Linked DNA regions of Mus musculus: regions 2 and 3 are each linked to region 1. The links are chromatin loops, found by intact Hi-C in ENCODE. Cell type or tissue: left cerebral cortex. All regions are shown on one strand. Each heading gives the region's core, and the rest is flanking DNA. Links, peaks and the distances in the headings are about the cores only.

The links. A loop is a pair of places that touch in the nucleus more often than their neighbours do. Peaks named below come from ENCODE experiments on the same cell type or tissue, not always from the same donor. Only the 100,000 strongest peaks of a DNase experiment are listed, where the experiment ranks them.
Region 2: a loop joins it to region 1, with 4 times the contacts of the local background. A loop is called at or near these places in 12 of 42 quality-filtered maps.
Region 3: a loop joins it to region 1, with 2.3 times the contacts of the local background. A loop is called at or near these places in 12 of 42 quality-filtered maps.

The regions. Positions count from the first base shown.
Region 1 is chr16:97,414,605-97,421,048 of GRCm38, forward strand. Bace2 (beta-site APP-cleaving enzyme 2) reads left to right here. Exons shown (of 9, transcript NM_019517.5): 6 at 475-576. Among named protein-coding and RNA genes, the nearest start is that of Bace2, 61 kb to the left of the region's middle. In left cerebral cortex, for the core only: a CTCF peak has its summit at 3,479 (motif pointing left); DNase peaks (open chromatin) are centred at 3,492 and 4,321; H3K27ac peaks cover 945 bases.
Region 2 is chr16:97,309,381-97,315,824 of GRCm38, forward strand. No RefSeq gene overlaps it. Among named protein-coding and RNA genes, the nearest start is that of Bace2, 44 kb to the right of the region's middle. In left cerebral cortex, for the core only: CTCF peaks have their summits at 3,662 (motif pointing right) and 3,867; DNase peaks (open chromatin) are centred at 3,669 and 3,934.
Region 3 is chr16:97,323,311-97,329,754 of GRCm38, forward strand. No RefSeq gene overlaps it. Among named protein-coding and RNA genes, the nearest start is that of Bace2, 30 kb to the right of the region's middle. In left cerebral cortex, for the core only: a CTCF peak has its summit at 2,959; a DNase peak (open chromatin) is centred at 2,796.

The DNA of each region.
Region 1 (6,444 bases), core at 712-5,711:
CAAATGAAATGGAGTACACATCATGTATCATATGTGTGTTGTTATTAAATTTCCCTCCCAAAGGCAAATAGGGGGTATCGATTAAGCATTATCCTTCTCTTTTTATTGATAATATAATAGAAAAAATAGATTTTTGAACAGTTTGTTGAAGTTGCTTTTAAAAGGGTCATTTTAATTTCTAAAGTCCAGTGGCCCATCCCTCTGCCCAGCATGAGGGGAGAGCAACTTGGGCAGCTCCAGGAAGGTAAAAAGCTCTTCCTAGGAGCTAAGGGCTATGGTCCTGATTTTTCCTTGTGCCTCAGTTTCCTTATCTATGGAGTAAAACACTTTCATGGAGGCCCTGATGACTGAGCTCTGGAATATAACAAGACTTAGTCACCACTGAGATACTGTGGCTGCATGATAGAAACGGGGTCATGGTACATGGATGGGGAACCCAGCACTGCTCAGTGTCTTCTCCCTTCCTCGTTTCAGTATAACGCAGACAAGGCCATTGTGGACAGTGGCACCACGCTCCTGCGCCTGCCCCAGAAGGTGTTTGATGCAGTGGTGGAAGCTGTGGCACGAACATCTCTGGTGAGTCCCAAGATGGGAATTTTCTAGAGCACAACTATGTGTTGTAAGTCTCTGAACTATTACTCAGTGTTCTAAAGATTTTTAAAGAGCAGGTTGTTTTATAAACTGTTGCTTGTGAAGTTTACTTATCAAGTTACATTTTGGTGTGAATCTGTCTGCAATACCTTCATGTCAACTTCAGAGGGTTTGGTTCTGAGTGTGCAATACTCCCAGTGTTTTAACTAATAGTTGAGTTGGCACAAGAATTTTTTTTTTGATCTGAGGTAAAAAAAAAATCTTCAGTATGATTGTATCATATGCTACTTAATGACAGCAATATGGTCTGAGGACAGCATTGCCAAGTGATGCTCTTGTTATTCGGGCATCATGAGATGTACTTACACAAAACTGGGTGATGTGGGCCAATCATCAGATGGAAAGGTGGACAAGATGGCTCACTGGGTAAAGGTGCTTGCCATTCAAGTCTGACATCGTGAGTTGGATACCCAGAACCCATGTAAAGAAGAAGAGGGAACCAACTCCACAGTTGTCCTCCGTTTGAATAGTATGCCACATGTGTGGTCCCTCTGTATGTGTTTACACATGTGTATTCCACAATAATAATAATTAATAAACTCTTAAAAATAGATGAAACATAAAAAACATAATATGTGTGCACAACTTATGGCTTTGTAGTAAACTTTATAAGTAGAAGTACACAAAATAGCCATGAAAGCGAGGTATATCAATGCATAAGCCAGTTGCATAGTGTCTGCTATCACTCTGCTTTTACACAGCTGTCAGTACAGCAGGCATGCTCACACCAGCAGCATGACAGACCTGCAATTAAAGCACTGGGCCATGACGTTTCAAGACAGTAGGAATCACACACACACACACACACACACACACACACACACACACACACACACACCATTACAATTTTGGAACCCCACTGTTTCCTCCATGCTGTTAATGGTAGAAAAACTTATCTAGCACATAACTGTGTGCTCAAGTAACAGGAAAGCACGATTGCATTTGTATCCTTTAAAGCAGAACAAGCCCTAAATCTGTTTCTTCATTGCTCTTCATTTAACCTAGAATGGCATCTGAACACCTTATAGAAAACAAACCAGTTGGCTAAAGTAACATTTGTTTGCTGGCCGTGTCCTGAACTATAAATATATCTAACTGAGGGTAGTGTGTTAGTCAGGGTTCTCTAAAGAAGCAGAACAGATAGAATGGCTATATATGATTTATTAGATGGACTCACAATAAACTAACTTTGACTGACAGCTGACAGCCAAGACTAGCCATCAAAAACAGCATAGCCTTTGAGGCTTGCCTACTGTTTCTCACAGCATCATCCCAACATTCCAGGGAGTGTATACCAGTAGTATAAACCAAAGGCATCTGTCCAGCACGGAGGAGGTGGCTCAGTGGATAAAACACCTACTATGCAAGCATGAGAACTGGACTTCAGAGCTCTAGGTTCCATGTCAAAGCACACATGAGCATAGTGGCTTCCATTTCCAGCAATTCTGCACTGGGGAGGCAGAGACAGGTTCCTCTGAGCAGGTTGGCTAACTCAACAAACTGGAATGGAAATTTCAGGTTCAGCAAAAGGCCTTTCTCAATAAACTGAGGAGCTATTGAGGGAATCATTCACATTGACTTCAGGCCTCCACACGTCTTAGGTAGGGTTTCCGTTGCTGTGATAGAACAGCATGGCCAAAAGAAACTTGGAGAAGAACAGGTTTATTTCAGCTTGCAACTTTATAGTCCATCACCAAGGGAAGTCAAGTCAGGAACTCACAGCAGGAACCTGAAGGTAGGAGCTGATGCAGAAGCCATGGAGAAGTGCTGCTTGCTGACTTGCTCCCTATGTCTTACTCAGCCTGCTTATAGCACCCAGAAACACTTGTCCAGGGGTGGTCCTACCCACAGTGAGCTTGGTTCTCCCATTTTCTCAATTAAGAGTCCTTCTCAGATATGTTTATATTTGTATAAAGTTGATGTAAAATTAACCATCACAACACACATATATACATTTGCAACTGTACCTGCATACATGAGCACACACATGTATGCATATATACTTTCATTCATTCATACCATATACACACATGAAAAAATACCAGTCTGTGCAGCATTGTATGTCAAATGGTGTGTATTTTTTAGTTATTTGTTCATGACTGGGGCAGGTACCTCACAGAAGGGTTTGTATTCTTGTTTTCTGTGGTGTCAGCCCTTCACAGTGGGGAAATTGGGGAAGAGCAGAAAAGCTCATGCCAGGCCAGTCAGGACACAGAGAAAGGGAATATAGGAGAGGGCCAGGGCACTATAGAGCTCTAGACTCTCCCTCAGTGCCCACTCCAAGCTGGGCTGTACCTCCCACTTTAACCAACTTCCCACAGTGCCATGATATTCTAGATTCCTCAAGGAAGTAATGTCAGTTAGGTCAGATCCCCAGTATTGGATCATTTTCAGAATTCCAACAAACAGGGAATACTCCATGTTCAGTGTATACCAAGTAAAATTAAGCCCCACCCAATTTCTTCTGTCTGGTATCAGGGAACCCTCCAGGACCCCCCTGGTTCCATCTTGGGGCTGTCGAGACTATATTTCCATCTATCACCTTTAACTGTCACCTCTGTCATCTATGTCTTCTTCCATTGAGACTTTTATTTCGTAGCTGCTGGACTGGAAGATTCATGAGGGCTACTTGGGAAGCCAGTGTGCAAGCAATCAGATTCTTACACAGTTTGGCCTGCCAACTGTTCAGCCTGTCCTGCTGCCTGCTGCCCTGATACCCACTGCCCACTACCCCATTGCCCTGCTTCCCACTGCACTCTGCTCACTCTGCAAAGCCCCCTGCCTGCCGCTGCTCCTCTTACTCTGACACGTCACTGGTGCTGCCCTCTTCTGTCAGTTCTCTGCATGAACCTGAGCAGCCTGCTCCCACAGCTCAAAGGGGTGTTTGGACCAATCACAGCATTTGTTTGACCACTAGCAGGCATTTGCTCTGAATCAACTGCAGCCATTTGTTTGCACCAATCATCTCCTTGCCTCGTAGCACCAGTCCACACAATACCTTTTCTAGACTACCAGGGGAACTGTTTCTTGGACATAATTTCAGGATCATCTAGAGTTCACCCAGGCTTATCACAACAAAAAGTCTGCTGGGCAGTCCAGCTGGCTGCTAGGCTGATAATTCTTTTGCTTAAGACAGGCAGAACAGCAAGGAGGAGTCGATCAACTGCTAACTAGGGAGTCAAATTGCTCTGTCCCAACATTTTTGCTTATTTACAGGAAAATGAACATCATAGGTGTACTTAAAATACAAACAACATTGGCAGATTTTGTAACTGATAATTTAACAGTATTAACACCTCCCTGGGCCCAGACAGAGGTGGGTCCCCCTTGTCTTTCTCATGTCTACTCAAGGTCTTCACTAGATGACCAAACATGATCATTTTGTGCCCAGACCCTGCAGGTGATGCTGTCAAGGGGCAGGTGAGAGACCAAGTTGGCCAAATCCCAGTCACTGACAGAAAAGTGGATAACCATGGCTGTATGTCAGGTACCAGCAAAAATTTAGATCCAAGAGAGACTTCAGTTAGCTAGTCCCCAAATTGCAGAAGCTTAGATCTCTATGGGAAGCGCACCCAGCAAGGGGTTGGTTTCCAATGTCAGGCAGTGGTCCAGAGCAGCCATGCTAAAAGCAGAACAAATCCCTATCTTTGCCAACAGCTGCTACACCCCAAAAAATGCCAAGTCAGTCTTTCCATGCTGTAAAGTTAGAATGCTTGCTAAAAATCAGACCCTACTTAGAATAAGGAGCATATGCCCAGTGCTTAAATATAAGTATGTCCTCTGCAGGAGTAGAGTGAGCGCCTTCGGGTTTTGCATTCTGAGCTTTAAGGGATTTACAATAATCACAGGAACCAGTGTAGAGTGTCAGGTGTGTAGTAGCCAGCGAGCCACAGCCAGCCTTTGTATGCAGCTGGGTAGGTGTGTGGAGGGGTGAGGGTTTCATACCCTGAGTTCATCTCAGCATCTCGTGACTTAAGCAAACCACGAGACAGAGGCCAGGAGCTTACAACATTTGTTTGCTGTGTCTAAAATTATCTCATGATTTCATTTAGCACCTGCATCAGGGAGGAAAGGCAGGAGATAGTCAGCCTTGGGTGAGGTATGTTCCAGTAGTGTACATCCTTTGCCTTACAGAGCAGAGCCTCTGGGCATTGGTCCCCTTTACTACAGGACTCATGGGAAGCCCATTCTCTTGGCCTGGGTTTCTTCCTACTTGAGCTATATCCACACTGGAAGAAACTATAATGTCTCGGCATTTGTCCCTCAGTGTATGTCATTCAGGCAGAATATAGAAGGATTAGTTTCTAGATCTGTGTATAAAAGGATTCCCAAGCTCCAGGCAACCTAGCTATGAAATCCCAGCTGTGGCTCAACCCAGTGACACCTCCTTGGCTATAGAATTCACCATCAAAATGGCACCTACAGAAAGTGTCTTCCAACTTTAAAACTGACCTGAGTTTGGAATACAGCAGCCCCTAGGGAGACTCGGCCATATTTTCAGGGACCTCTAGATCTGACCTGTACCATCTAGGCACTTGCCTGTCCTCTCTGGCATTCTTTGGGACTCACTCTTCCTTACACATAGGAACTGGTCATGCATTTCACTGGAACACTGAGTGTTCCGTGGAGGCCCCGGCACTCTTAGTTCTGTGAAATCCAGCAAGATGATGAATCCTCCATCCTGATTAGCTCATCAGAGAAAGGGTCTTATGGTCCTGTTGGTGATCCATCACTTCTGTAAAAGACAAATATGCACTACCACCAGCAATAGAAACCTGACAAGTCTACTCTGGCTGTGTGGGAGGATTAACAGGTGGCTTTGTGCCTCAGAGGGTAGGTGATGGCACCTAGCATGTGCCATTGTTACACACAACACCCACCTAGCATTCAGGATGTAGGTGTCACCTGTTTCTTAGGGTTGCCTCCTGGCCCTGGCTTCTCCCAATCTCGGGAATAACCTGTCATCCCCCAACACCATCTGCTAGTGACTCTAGAGTATATATCCCAACCATCCCTAGAGCTCAGAGAACTCAGGGCACAGATGAGCTGTCTACATTCCCACTTGATCACATCTGAGGTTCTGTTGAGTACATTCCTGGGAAAGTGGAGTGCATGCAGGCTTTGCTGCTTCCCAACAGCCCTTAGCTTCCTTCACCTCTCTTTCTGTCCCTGGCACCCAATGGGCAGGTTCCTGTCAACACCTTTGCTGTGGCTCTGCCTCTCTCACTCCCAGCCCTGAGTTCTTGCCAGGGAAATTCCACTGGTGACACTCCAACCCTCTATAGCTCTGTCAGACACATTCCTTCCACCAATATATAGCTCAGGCACAACCCAGGACCTGAGGCTGAGGTGGCACAAGTCTAAAAAGCCTGTTAATTCCCCTGCAGATGGAAGTGGGTGAGTGGCACCACTTTTCCAGGTCCTGATGGGCAGCACAGATGGCCTCCTTTTGGTCCTAGGTATCACTCACTTTTCCCTCACATGTTCTTCAGTGTTGTGTTTGTGTAGATATTGGGCCCACATAGTGAGACCTACACAAGCACGGGTGAGGGACGCTGCCCTGAGAAGTTCTAGGTTCAAAGACAGGGTCATTCATTACCAGGAAGCAAGATTTGTCACCATGAGCTGCCGCAGGGAAAGCTAAGTGGGAGACAACCTGAACAGTGTGCTATTGTTAAGGTAGACGTTAAGGAGATTTTGTGGATGAGGTGGGGTCTGGACTGAGGTCTTAAGGAGGAATGTTTAAAAACAGTGCACCAGGAAGCAATGAGTAGAAATGAACCCCGGAGTCCA
Region 2 (6,444 bases), core at 894-5,893, 110 kb before region 1:
TAATGGACTGAACCTCTGGACCTGTAAACCAGCCTTAATTAAATTTTGTCCTCTATAAGACTTTCCTTGGTTATGGTGTCTGTTCACAGCAGTAACACCCTAACTAAATCAATGGCCACATGGGAAAACACAGTGACTGCATGGTTTTGTTTTTAAAATGCTACTACAACACATGTCTTATGGTTTCTCCCTGGGAATTCCAGAGAGTGGTCCTGACCAAAATCCATCCTGGTCAGTATTTAGTTAAAACTTGCTTCCAGTTTGGCTCAAAATTGTAGAACTGTTTTGTTTGGTTTTCTCTCTTGAGACTCCCAGGATTAACACTAGGAGCTCTGTAGGCATGACCTTACAGTGGTCCTGGAGGAGGAAGTAAACACCTACCTGAATTCATCACACACACACACACACACACACACACACACACACACACACACACCCCAAAATGGTCACAAGGCTTTTCGCTAATTAAGGCAAAGTCTAGCACAAGCTACCCTTCACCCCATTCATGCTTCCTTTTGCAGCCAAAACCACAAGCTATGATGCCCTCCATATGAAAGAGGTGACTTATTGGCCCTGTATCCCCCAGGGAAGATTTTCTAGGAGCCTGGGGCCTCCATGCAATTGCCACATTCCCACACTTGAAAGGATAGCAAAGGCAGGGAGGTAAGTTCAAGGCACTCTGGTTTACATGAACAGGAAGGATGTGGGGGAGGGGGCAGGGGGTGACCTTTCCCTCTACACTCTTTCTCTAGTCAGAGAAGCTCTGAGGTAAGTACTGAGTGCCCCCTACCACATGCACACACACTCACACATACACACAGAGAGACACATAAACACACACATATACACGTACACTTACACACACACAGATGAGGGTCCTGAGAGCGGGTCATCTAAGAAGCCTGCCTGGTCAGAGAGAATTGGGCCTAACATTCAAAAGACCCCAGCAATTGGATATCTTTAACCTTCCTTGTGAATCTATCTCAGTGGGTCTTTAAATTCTACTCTCAGCCTTACTCCCCAGAGCTGAGCTAGACATGCCATAGAGCCTGGAGTCCTTTGGGGCCAAAGTGACCTGTGAACAGGACCTGATTGTTATCCTTTTATGGCTACAACAATACAGTGATCAAAAACGACTTGGGGAAGAAAGGGTTTATTGCATCTTACAGCCTTTATTCTATCAAAGGAAGCCAGGGCAGGAAGTCAAACAGGAACCTGGAGGGAGGAGGTGAAAATGAGGTCAGGGATGAGGGGCACTTACTGGCTTGTTCTTCATGACTCACCCTCTCTGCCTGCTTTCTTATCTAGTCCAGAACCATCTGCCCAGGGTGACACTGCCCAGAGTCAGCCAGGGCCTCCCACACCAATCATTAATGGAGAATATGTCCCATACCCTTGCCTACAGACAAAACTTATGGAGGCATTTTTGAGGTTTCCCTTTCTAAATAACCGTAGTTGTTTATGTAAAATTGAAAAGAAATAAACAAAACAAGATAACAAAAAAACAAACAGCTAACCTTCAGGCTGGGAAATAAACATGTGAGATGCCCCCCTCCCCTGTTGTTCTTCTTCCTAAGGTGTTGGGAGCCACTGACCCTGTTTGAATGTTAACTGCGTTGTCAGCCATAAGTGCTTACTTATAAAGTTTTGGCCTTAGTGGAAAAGTATTAGCTTAGTTGAGATTTTTGTGGGGAAAGTTGAGGCCTCCGTGGGAAAATACTACCCTCAGTTAAGAACAAATAGCTATAGATCTTATGCACAGGTACCTAGCAACCCATTCTGTTCTGTTCCTCCTGCTGAACTTTTTACCTAGCCAATATCCTGCTTTTGGGAACAGGTGAGTTCTCCCAGAAACAAAGAGCGATTCTGCGTCATCTCCCTCCCCATACCCTGCTTCTGTGGGCATAAAACCTGCCTGGGAAAAATAAAAATTTGACAGCTTGATCAATCAGACTTGCTGTCCGTCCTTGTGTTCCTCACCCCTCATTCTCTCCGCAGGCGGTTCCTCAGACCCTGTCCAACTGTCCCGCAGGCAGAGGCACTAAGGAAGCTCACATACAAATTGTAACCTCAGCACATGACCTTCCCAGGTTGATTTTATTCCAAGAACATTAAATTATATGTCCTGACAACTTTTAGGCTGAAGTTAGTGTCACATTGACACTGTATAAACTACCTCCAGCATCCACCTTAGAATTTTCCATTTTCTCCAGCAGACACTCTGTCTCTACCAGACATTGACTGCTTGCCTCAGGGGACACCATCTTTGTGAGGTCTCAAAGAAACAGGGACAGAGGCTGAGCTGCACCTATTTAACATATCAAAGTGGAGGCTGGTGACTAGTCTCTCCTGGCACCACCAGTCCTTGTTGCAGAGTCCTGGCTCCTCTAGGCACTTCTCACCTTGCCTTGAGCCTGTCTCCTCCAGCTCCTGAGCTTCATTCCTCCCTGCAGTGTCTCTGATTCCTATACAACTTCAGCCATTTTGGCTATGCAGCCTTTTGGTCTCTCTCATGCTCTCAGTCCTGAGATCCCTCCTGCCCACCTCCCCTCCCCTCCCCTCCCCTCCCCTTCCCTCCCCTCTCCTCTCCTCTTTCTCATTTCCTCTCTTGCTCTCCCATCCCCTTCTCCCATGGCCTGGTTCAGTCTACTGGCCCTGTTCAGCCAGGACCTTTCCAGATGCCTCTGGCTATGTTCTCTCTCATGTCTACAGTAAATCTTCTCCCCAACCACACTGTGGAGCAGCCAAGGCCTCGCTTTTCATTCAGTCACCACTACCATTCTACCTTCTGTCTGTTAACCCTCTAACCTATGGTCTATGTGTAAGTGGTAACATGCACTGTTTTTCATGCATGCAATGTTGGAGTATGTACTGGGACGGTCTTTTTATAGCTGAATAATTGTCTGCTGCATGAATCAGATTTGGTTTTTGTGCCATCAACATGTAAGTGCTCTGTGAATCTCTCTCTCTCTCTCTCTCTACACACACACACACACACACACACACACACACACACACACACGGGGGGGGGGGTGTAGGAAAGCAACTGCTGTTTGCTTTCAACTAACCTAGCCACCAGTGGACTAGAAGTCACCCATTCTTCCTCACAGATCCCCTCTTCCAGCTTCTAGCAGTTGATGTCACAGTTAACACCACGAGATTCCCTTTTATAAGCACTCCTTCCTTAAGTGGCACCTTGTACCACCTCCCACTGGTTAATACTGAGCAGGACATTGGCTTCAGCCTTCTCTGTAGCAGCTGCTTGAGAAGTGAACACTTATTAAAAGAGATTCCATGGGAGTGTAGGGAGGGAAGAGAAGAGAGACTTTGCAATCACAGGCTTTTCTTGGGGACAGGCACTTGGGGACATCCAAGGGTGGAACCAAAGGACCGACTCATTGGCTTCAAGACTGGGGTTCTCACACAAGGTGGAAAACAGGTGACAGAGGAGGAAGAGTGACTGGTTAGTGTTCCTTCCTGGAAAGCACAGGGACACGGAGGAGGGAACTGTGGGCATTCAGCTCTGATTATGCATACTCACTGACCGCCAAGCACAACAAGCACTTGGAGATAGACTAACAATCTTTTTTCTTCTGGCCATACTGGACATAGATTTTGGTTCAGCAATGAGCTTCCTTTTCAGAGGATGCAATGCGAAGCTTCCCCAGTAGAGGGCACTAGATGGCCATGAAGGAATACTCGGTCTCTGCCAGGAAGCTGCCTGCTGGAGAGACAGAAGAATGTGGGGTGGGGGTGAAGAGAGGTAGGGGGTTGGGTGGGGGGACACAATGAAAAGAGGCAGAACTAGAGACTCAAAGAGTCGTGAAGAAAGCCTGATGTGAGTAGCCAGGGATGCCTCCTAGGTCCATGATGGGGTCCTGTCTTTTGCTGCCACCAGGGGCCACGTCTGAGTCTGTGGCCCTGCAGAAGTAGGGATCTGTTACTACAAAAAGGCCACGTGGATGCCCCCCGAGGGCTACTCTCCTGGTACATGTTGATGTCTGAGGGCTGTGCAGAACTGGCGTACCCTCGCCTGGACATTGTGGGAGAGCTGGCCCTGGGGAGATGTTAGCAGGAGAGAAAACTCCGCCCCTATCCAGCTGCAGTACTTAGGAGAGCAGATCTGACATTGTGGGTGAGCCAATCCCCCGGAGAGTATGAATGTGGAAGAGTTGGCCCAGCCTCTTGTCTGCTATGTGGTGACATGGGAGAGGGAGAGATGTCCCCCTTTCCCCCTTGCCACCTACAGCAGGCTAGGAGCTGGCCCTGAGGTCACCAGAGCAGGAGAGATCAGAGCCCTGCCCTCATTTGCTGCAGCACAGTAAAGCTGGCCCTGGTTGTGGAGGTTTCAGGAGAGCAGGCCCTGCCTCTTGTCTGCTGTGTCATGACATTGGCAAGAGAGAGATCCCCACCCTCCATTTTGCCCTCACAACTGGCAGCAGGTGGGAAAGTTGACCCTGACCAGGTCATGAGAGCAGAACGGGCCCTTCCCATCACCTGCTGAGTCACTTGGGAGAGCAAGCTCCCTCCTCTCCCCTTCCCTTCCTTGTCCCTTGCCATCTATGGCAGGCAGGAGAGCTGGCCCCACGGTCATGAGAGTGGAAGAACTGTCCATGTCCCTCACAGCTGCAACACTCAGAAGAGCAGGCCCTGCACCTCACCTGGACAGCAGAGTAGAGCTGACCCTGGTGGCAGAGATGGCCTCAAGGTTGTGAGAGTGAGAGAGGCAGTGAGCTGACCAGCTCAGATACCTCTCAGGCCCAAATCTAAGACTTTGAATTGGTCCACCCCAACATCTACCCCTTGATGAACTGCTGGAGTTCATGAAGGGGCCTAAACTCCTGTATCTCCATGACACAGGACAACAGCAGACTATCTGAGAGGAGTCCCAGCGAGCTTCTAGTATCAGTAGAGTGGCAGAAGCCAGAGGCCTTGAACCAGACCAACAAGTCATTCAATGAACATTTGGAAACAAAGAAATGTGGACAAAAAGGGTGTGATGTGGGACACACTATAACACACTGTAGCTTCCACAAGATTTTTTTTTTCTGCAAGGGTGGAGAGTGGACACAAGGGGAGGGGGAGATGACTGGGATTGGGATGCGTGATGTGAAACTCACAAGGAACCAATAAAAAGCTTTAAAAAATAATAAAACACTTAAAAGAGCAAATACATTCTATTTTCCATTTCATTCTTGACCTCTTAAAGTGGGAGGAGTGGACCAAACATTTAAAACTAAAGGAAATGATTTTAAATGCTAACATGGAATTATCACCCATCAAGCTAAGATGATGATCTTAGAAAGAGCTGTTTGCTTTCCTCTGTAGCTAAACATATCCCCTTGAACCTGACCTGCATCTGGTTGCTAGGGCAAGCACCAAATTAATATGTGTTCCTACATGGTGCCCTTAATAAAACCTGAGGAGGCATTTAAAAGTTGAAGAGATGAGAATATTAAAATCATTCCATCACCATCTGAGCACATGAAGGGCCACAAAGCTGGTGTAGACACCAAAGCAGTGTGAATCCACAGGAAAAACTCCTATTTCTTACTCTCCTGCTTTGTAGTTATTGCCTAAAAGATCAGCTTTCACCCTGCTGCACAGTCTCCCTAGGCTTTGCACATGGTCGTCTGAATCTCATGTATATGCTCTGTTATGTGAGCATCTGGCTCCACAGCTATTTCGCAGGGATGAGGGGAGACCCAACTGCTTTCTCCAGGAACCAACCTTGAGATTCTGTAGCTGATAATTATCACTTCATTTGGAAGCTCCCATAAAGCCTGTAGCTGTGACTGCATCATTGCTACCCACTAGCCAATCATGTGAAAGCCTTGAATTGCCTGTTTGGGAAACATGGGATTGTTTATACCCACAGAGAGGCTATAGGTAGAGTCAAGGACTGAGTCTGAAGTGAGACCTTGGGGTGGAGTTCTGCTTTGAACAAAGAATTGTCAACAACACCCAACAGCCACCAGTAAGCCTTAGAGACAAGGACAAAGACCCCCAGAAAATTCTTGTGGTTTACGTGCCCAGCAGCCATAAGCGATCAGTTCTTCTTGGTCCCTAGAAGTACGTCTGGAATGACCTTGCTGCTAGGGTGTTCACACATCTTACAAAAGAAAGACCAAAGGAGGAATTTTAGAAGGGGTGGAGGCTGAAGGTTGGGGGTTGAAGGATGGGAATAAGATAGTCTGCGTTCCTAATTACAGAGGTGGCTCTCACTTTCAAGGAGAGAATACTGACCAAGTAAAGTAGGTGTGGTTTGGAGGAGAATGACCCCTATAGGTTTGTTCGAATGCTTAGTCCTCAATTGGTGGAACCGTCTGTGAAGGATTAGGAAGTATGGTCTTAGAGAAGGTGTGTTTCTGGGGATGGGCTATCAAGTTACAAAAACCTAAATCGGTCCAGGCCTTTGCTCTCCTGCTCTCTCCCTCAACCCCC
Region 3 (6,444 bases), core at 809-5,808, 91 kb before region 1:
GAATTGATTTGCCCCAGAGGGACAGAGTGCAGTGAATAAGAGACAAAGACAGGAGGTAGAGGATGAGGGAGAAGGGGAAGGGAACAAGGGAGAGGGAAGAAGAGTATTTGTCCTGGAGTGGGACAAAGGACTGCCTCTGGATAGAGAGGAGACAGATGTGAAAATGCTAGTTTATAAAGATACAAGGGGAAACCCTGTGTTCGGATGAGGTTTTAATTTTAATTGGGCATGTTAGTTGGGTGAGCCAAAGAGGGCTTTGGATTGCTAGATTTTAATACTCTGCTAGCTGGACTTTGGTGGTCATCCTCATGGGGAGGAAGTGGTCAAATAAAGGAATAGACCTTGGGGCTAGCTTTAGGAATATAATCTAATTTTAGCAAGGCAGAGGGGATGGGAGAGGACAAGGCCTGCCACAGCCATGCTCACCACACTTGAGCTGACCAGAATCCTTTCAGTGGGGATAGCTGGACCACAGTGCTGCCCATGGGTCAGGCAGTTGGTGAATACTGATCTCAAACATGAGACTCAAGATCCCACATAGAATGGGCTTAATATAAGTTGGCTAAGGAAGCCACGGGGTTTCCTTGCTTCACCCCTGCCTCTCTAAGGGGGTGTGGGGCTATCTGAGGAGGTAGCAACAGCTCCTTTCACTACTGTCACAATTCCCAAAAAGAGTACAGTGGCTGTAGCTCCATGCACAGTGTTCTTGGGTTCCAGACTTGATGACTGAAACCATGTCCTGAAACGAGACTGTGAGAGAGAGAGAGAGAGAGAGAGAGAGAGAATATAAACCTGGGAATCCAAAGCTCTCTGCTATGTCTAGAACGTGTCCCCTGAATATGTGGGGGACTTAGTCACCAACGAAACAGAATTGGGAAGTGGGGCCTTTGAGAGGTGAGAGGTCAGGGCCCTTGTGAGAGATTAATGCTCCTTAGTGAGTTGGTTGCTTTGGGAATGGAGTCTTGGGCTTGGATAGTTCACATGCTCTATCTGATGGACAGGCATGTTTCTCACTCTTCCACCTATTATGAGATGGCCCAGCATGAAGACTCTTCACCTTGGACTTCCCAGCTTCTAGAACTGTATAAAATAACTCCTCCATAAATCCCTAAGATTTGGCCATTCTGTAATATCACAGACTGCTGTGTCCCTCAGTGTCTCAGAACCTGGAGTTGAGCTTAGGTATATCTAATTCTCAAGAAGGCCTAAACAGCCAGGAGTTTGCTCAGAGGCAGGTGCTTTGTAAAGAACCCAGAAGGCAGTGTCTGCCGTGGAGGTAAATTCCTAGGAACCATTCATCATCCTGTCCAGGTCCTGATTACAGGCTCCCTGGATGTGGCTCCTTCTTATTCGCTAAGCCCTGTCCAAGTAGGATGGGTCTGCATGAACTTGCTTTCTGTTTTGTTGTTGCTGCTGTTGTTGATGCTGCTGCTGCTGCTGCTGCTAAAGTCTCATGGCCTAAACCAGTGCCCGACTAGTTGCTCCCCGATAAGCATTTGAACTAATCTAACAGATGACTGAAAGGTTGGCCTTTGTGAGCTAAGGACCAATAGACCAAAGCTCCAGAGTGTACATTGTTGTCTGTACGCAAGTGAGGTCATGTGAAATATAAGGCTAGAGCCTGTGGTTGGGCAATGGAAAAAGGAGGCAGGGTTGAAAGTTTTAGAGAGGGAGAAAAGGGACAGCTGAGAGGAGATAGAGAGAAAATGGGGGAAGATGATGAACCTGATCCATGTGGCTTGAAAGAGTCACAGGTTGCTCTGGATATCATAGAAGAACAGTAGAGTAATACAGGGTATATTTGTCTCATCTAGGCATATAACTTGTATTTATCTCAATTGAGTTTTGAGTTCTTTGTGTGGGCATTTTGGGGGTTGAGGATTTACTGTTATAAATCTGGCTGATAAATTACAAGCCTCTGGAGTATTCATTTAAAGGCGCTAGGGATTAGAGCCAGTGGCGGCCAGTCTTGGCAGGCTAGCCACAGGGGATAGATAGCAGGGGGCAGCAAACTGCAGGGAACTAGGTGGACAGACTCTTGGGGGTAGCCTTGGGGGTGGGGAGACTGTATTGCCGGTGTGTAACTGTCATTAATTAGCGTGGATTGTTTTTTTAATAACCTGAGTCTGCCTATTATCACAAAATTGAGCCCAAACTGCGTCTCACTGTGCTCATTTTGAACACCTGAACACTTGTCTCTCTACTATAGCACTTTGTGTGTGTACCTGTGTGTGAGGATGAAGGGTAGAATAAGCCTCAAGAATTTCTCCTCAGGAGCCACCCACCTTGGATTTTTTGGTTTGGTTTGGTTTGGTTTGGTTTATTTTTGATACAAGGACTCTCACTGGCCTGGAGCTCATCTAGTAGGCTGGCCAGTGAGGCCCAGTGTTCCATTGTCTCTGACTCCTCAGTGCTGGGGGTGAGAACACACCACCATACCTAGTCTTTTCTTTTCATGTGGGTTCTGTAGATCCAACTCATTTTCCCGAAGCAAGGACTTCACCAACTGATCTTCCCAGCCCCACTCTCTCATACCTGGGTGAGAAACTCCTCAGTCCCTACAGGTTTCATCCGATCGATCTTTAGCACAAGATTTGAAATGCATCTGTATGCAAAAGCTCTCAAGCCAGAAAATAGAGGCGGGGCTACCCACTCTTGAGGTGTCTTTTAAGTTGGCTCAGAGAGGAGTTTAAGAAAAGCCCCGCGCAGCTGCTGGCTTGCCTTGCCAGCTGAACACTGTTCTATCGGGGTTGAGTGAAGCTGAGAAATCACGGGAAGGCACAGCAGACCTCATCCAGCCCACTCAGCTGATCAAATTCCAAAACAGCCTCTTGCCAAATGGCTCATGGCTGCATCCCCATAAAACAGCCACCTCAACCGCTGCTCAGAGCGGCATCCTGGCAGTCAAAGGCATCCACACAAGAGACAGAGGACGAGAGACAGACCACACACCCCCTAGTGGCCCTTCCTGCTACTACTCCCTCGACATAACTCTTTACCACACAGTGACCCTGGTGTTCCTTGTGGTCTTCAGCCAGACAGACTGCCACCCTGGTATAGGTGACTGTCTTCCATCTTCAGGAGTTCAGCTGTGTTCCTTCCAATCACCCCAGCTGGGCTTCTTGACTGCTTACATGCCCTCATAAGAGGAGGGACTGGGATGGTGCCTCACCTCCAGCAGCTCGCTATCACCTGATGTGTACACCTGGGTCCTGACTACAGATGCAGGAGCAGTGGGTGGGGGTAGAAGATGCAGGCCTGCAAAGACTAGAAGAACCATCTGTGTGGCTGTGGAAAAGACCCCCCCCAACCCCAGTTCCCAATGGGTAAAGACTTTCCAATGAGGCCTTTGGGAAGGGATGCACCCACACTCTGGTAATTTCTTCCTGTGCTCTTACTGTAAGTAAACCCAATCAACTCCTTGGTTCTGAGAACAAAGGTCTACACAATTCCTGGATGTGCCCCAGGGACCCAGGAAGACGAGTGGATATTGTTTAGCTCTTTCAATGCAAAAAATTTTTTTTAGCCATAGCACATTTTACAACTGTTGTTTTCGGGGCTTACCATTTTCTGGAACCCTTCTGAAAATGCTTTGTGTGTATAAACTCTGTACAGCCTGCCAGGGCTAGACTATTGTCTAACCTCTGACAGACAAGGAGCCTGAAGCACAAGTCAACCTATGTGCCCAAGGCCACACAGTCAATCCAGGACTTCTCTGTCAGAGCTTCGCAGCATGGGAACTCTGCCACAGAGTAAGGGGACTTGTTTTTCATCCCTCCAGAGCCTAAGAAGTCACGAGCAAAGCTGAACGCCCTATCTGACATCCAGAAGTAATAGGGGACCTCCAGAAATTTCTGTTCCCAGGGCTTCTCAGAATCCCCTCTATTCAGTTGTCCCCTCACCTGAAGGGGACACTCAAGAAGGAAGTTCTTCTGCTTATTGAACACCCATTTGCTCATGCATGCTGGCCATTGCACGCCAGACTGCCATGCTGAGAGGCCTGTATATTCTAAAGAATCTCAGGCCATTCTCTCCCTTCCTCCTGCTTCAGTTCGAGGACTGTGACAAACTAGGTGGGTGGGCAAAAACACCTTTCATGTGGAAATGAATTTCTCAGGGCACTCAGAAGCCAGAAGTTGGCAGTGGACCCCACACACAGTGTATATGAAGCCTCTGAGCTATGTGCTCAAGTTCACCACTGTTGGGCCCATTAACTTTGTGGATAATGTCAATATTTCTTTGGCTCTCAGCTGCAGGCCATGGTGACTTTTAGAAACACTTGAACTGCCCCACCTGAAGAGAGGAGGACCTGGCACACACCATATTACAGAGAGCCTCGTCTTCACTAATGATGACTGTGACATTTCCAAACGTAGTTGCATTCTGAAACCTACAGCAAATAAAGCACTCTCAACCTTGTTAATTATTTGGGGAAGATGTTTCCTTGGCTTCGCCATGCTGGGAAAGTCCAACCCAATGCTTTGTGTGTGTTGGGCTAACATTCTTGCTCTGAGCTTCATCATTACCCTTGGACCACTAAGAATCTTTTAAATACTTATTTGTATGTTTTACTCGTAGATGCCTCTGTGAGAACGTATGTATGTGTGCCACATGGAGGTAGCTGCCTATAAAGACCAGAAGGGGACATTGGCTCACTTGGAGCTGGAGTTGCAAATGGTGTGAGCTGCCAATGGGGGTGCTGGCAACTTAACCTTGCAAGAGCAGCAAGTGCTCTTAATGGCTGAGTCATCTCCAAGCCCCCAATACCCCAACTAACAATTCTTAACATGTGGAGCAGGCATTTGTCTCCAACTTTCTTGCCAGAATGGAGAGGCATGGCTTCTTTTTCTCTCTTTAATACAACAGGAAGCTCTTTCTTCTTGTTTAAAAAGCAGGAAGGTTGATTTTTAGATAAAGAGGGACTCATGTCCCTACCCAGGTCGCTCTTTACCTGGAATAAGGCATACACACTTCACAACATTCCCCACCATGGCCTGTGAACTCTGCCTCTTCCGTCTTAAGAAGTGAAATGTGAGGCTTTTTCAAACCTTCGGGGAATCTGACCATACAACCCAGAAAAAGATAAATAGGACAGTCCTTGGTGGAATGAAGAGTAGCAGCTAAGGCACCCCACTGTGGAATGATGCAGAACTTCACACACCAGCCTTTTCAAGCATTTGTTCCTTGTAGCAAACCAGGCTTGGTATCTCTATGATTGTTCTAGTTGATGTTTCTAGAAAGGTACTCTTGACAGTTCGACAGAGAGTCTAGCCACCTACTAAAGCAGCAAGGGCTTCACTGAGTGTTTCCAAGGTTAAACGGTGCTACTTCAACACGAAGCAGGAAAGGACCTGATGAACCCTAAGACTGGCTGCCCACCCTCTGCCCTCATGCAAAGCCTACCTCCCCTCCAGCCTCTTCCAACACCAGTATCCAACTTACATCTCTCCCCAGCTGTAAGCATCACAGACAGCCACATGCTGTAGGTCAGCCACAAGCATAACCACCTGTCAATGTCAGGAATTTTGTGGCTTCTGAAGATGTTCCAGGATTGGGAGAGACTAAGCCTTCCTATGACCTTGCCAGTGTGACAGGCCAGGTTCTGACAGTTATGGGACTTAGAAGTAATACCAATGAACAATGGTCTGACAGGCTATAAAGAGCACCTGCAGGGGAAAGAAGAAAAAAAAAAAACCAATGTATGTAGTTAGGAAAGCTCAGCTGTTTTAACTGCCACTGACTATGGGGCCATTGTGTGCGCTGAAATTATTCATTAAATAGTAACACTGGAAAGTAAGCAGTGGCCATCATCGGGCAAACTTCAGAAGAGAGCGAAGGGACCCCTCTGTGTCTGTAGTGATGGGCAAACTTCTGAGGGCTGCTCTGAAACCAGAGTCTGAGCTAACCAGACTTCAGTCTCTACTGCCCCTCTCAGTACCTAAGACCCAAACATCAGCACCCTCCCCATGTGAGTCACTAGGCCCGTTAGAGAAAATAGGAGGATATATTTTATTTATTTTATTTATTAAAATATGAACCCTCTGGGCTGGATAGATAGCTCAATGATTAAAGTGCTTGCTTTAAGCATGAAAACCTGAGTCTGGATCCCCAGCACCCATCTAGGGAAAAAAGTCCTGACAGCTTACCTTTATAATCCCAGAGCAGAGGAGGCAGAGACAGGAGGATTCATCACACCTTCCTTCTGTGAGCTCAGAGACAACTGACATGAAGCCAGCCTTTCAACTTCAGCAAGAATGAGCAGCAAGGTGCCCTGCTCTGCCACCAGCTCCTGTAGCTCACTCGTCGTCCACTCTTAAGTGCATCTCTGACCCAGCACCTGGGGCTCCTTATTTTGCCTTTAGTACTGGCCTGAAGTCCACCACACCTGCCATCCCAGAAGCTGCAGGTGTTGGATTTTAGGCTCTGAGCCCCTGGGTTCTCTGG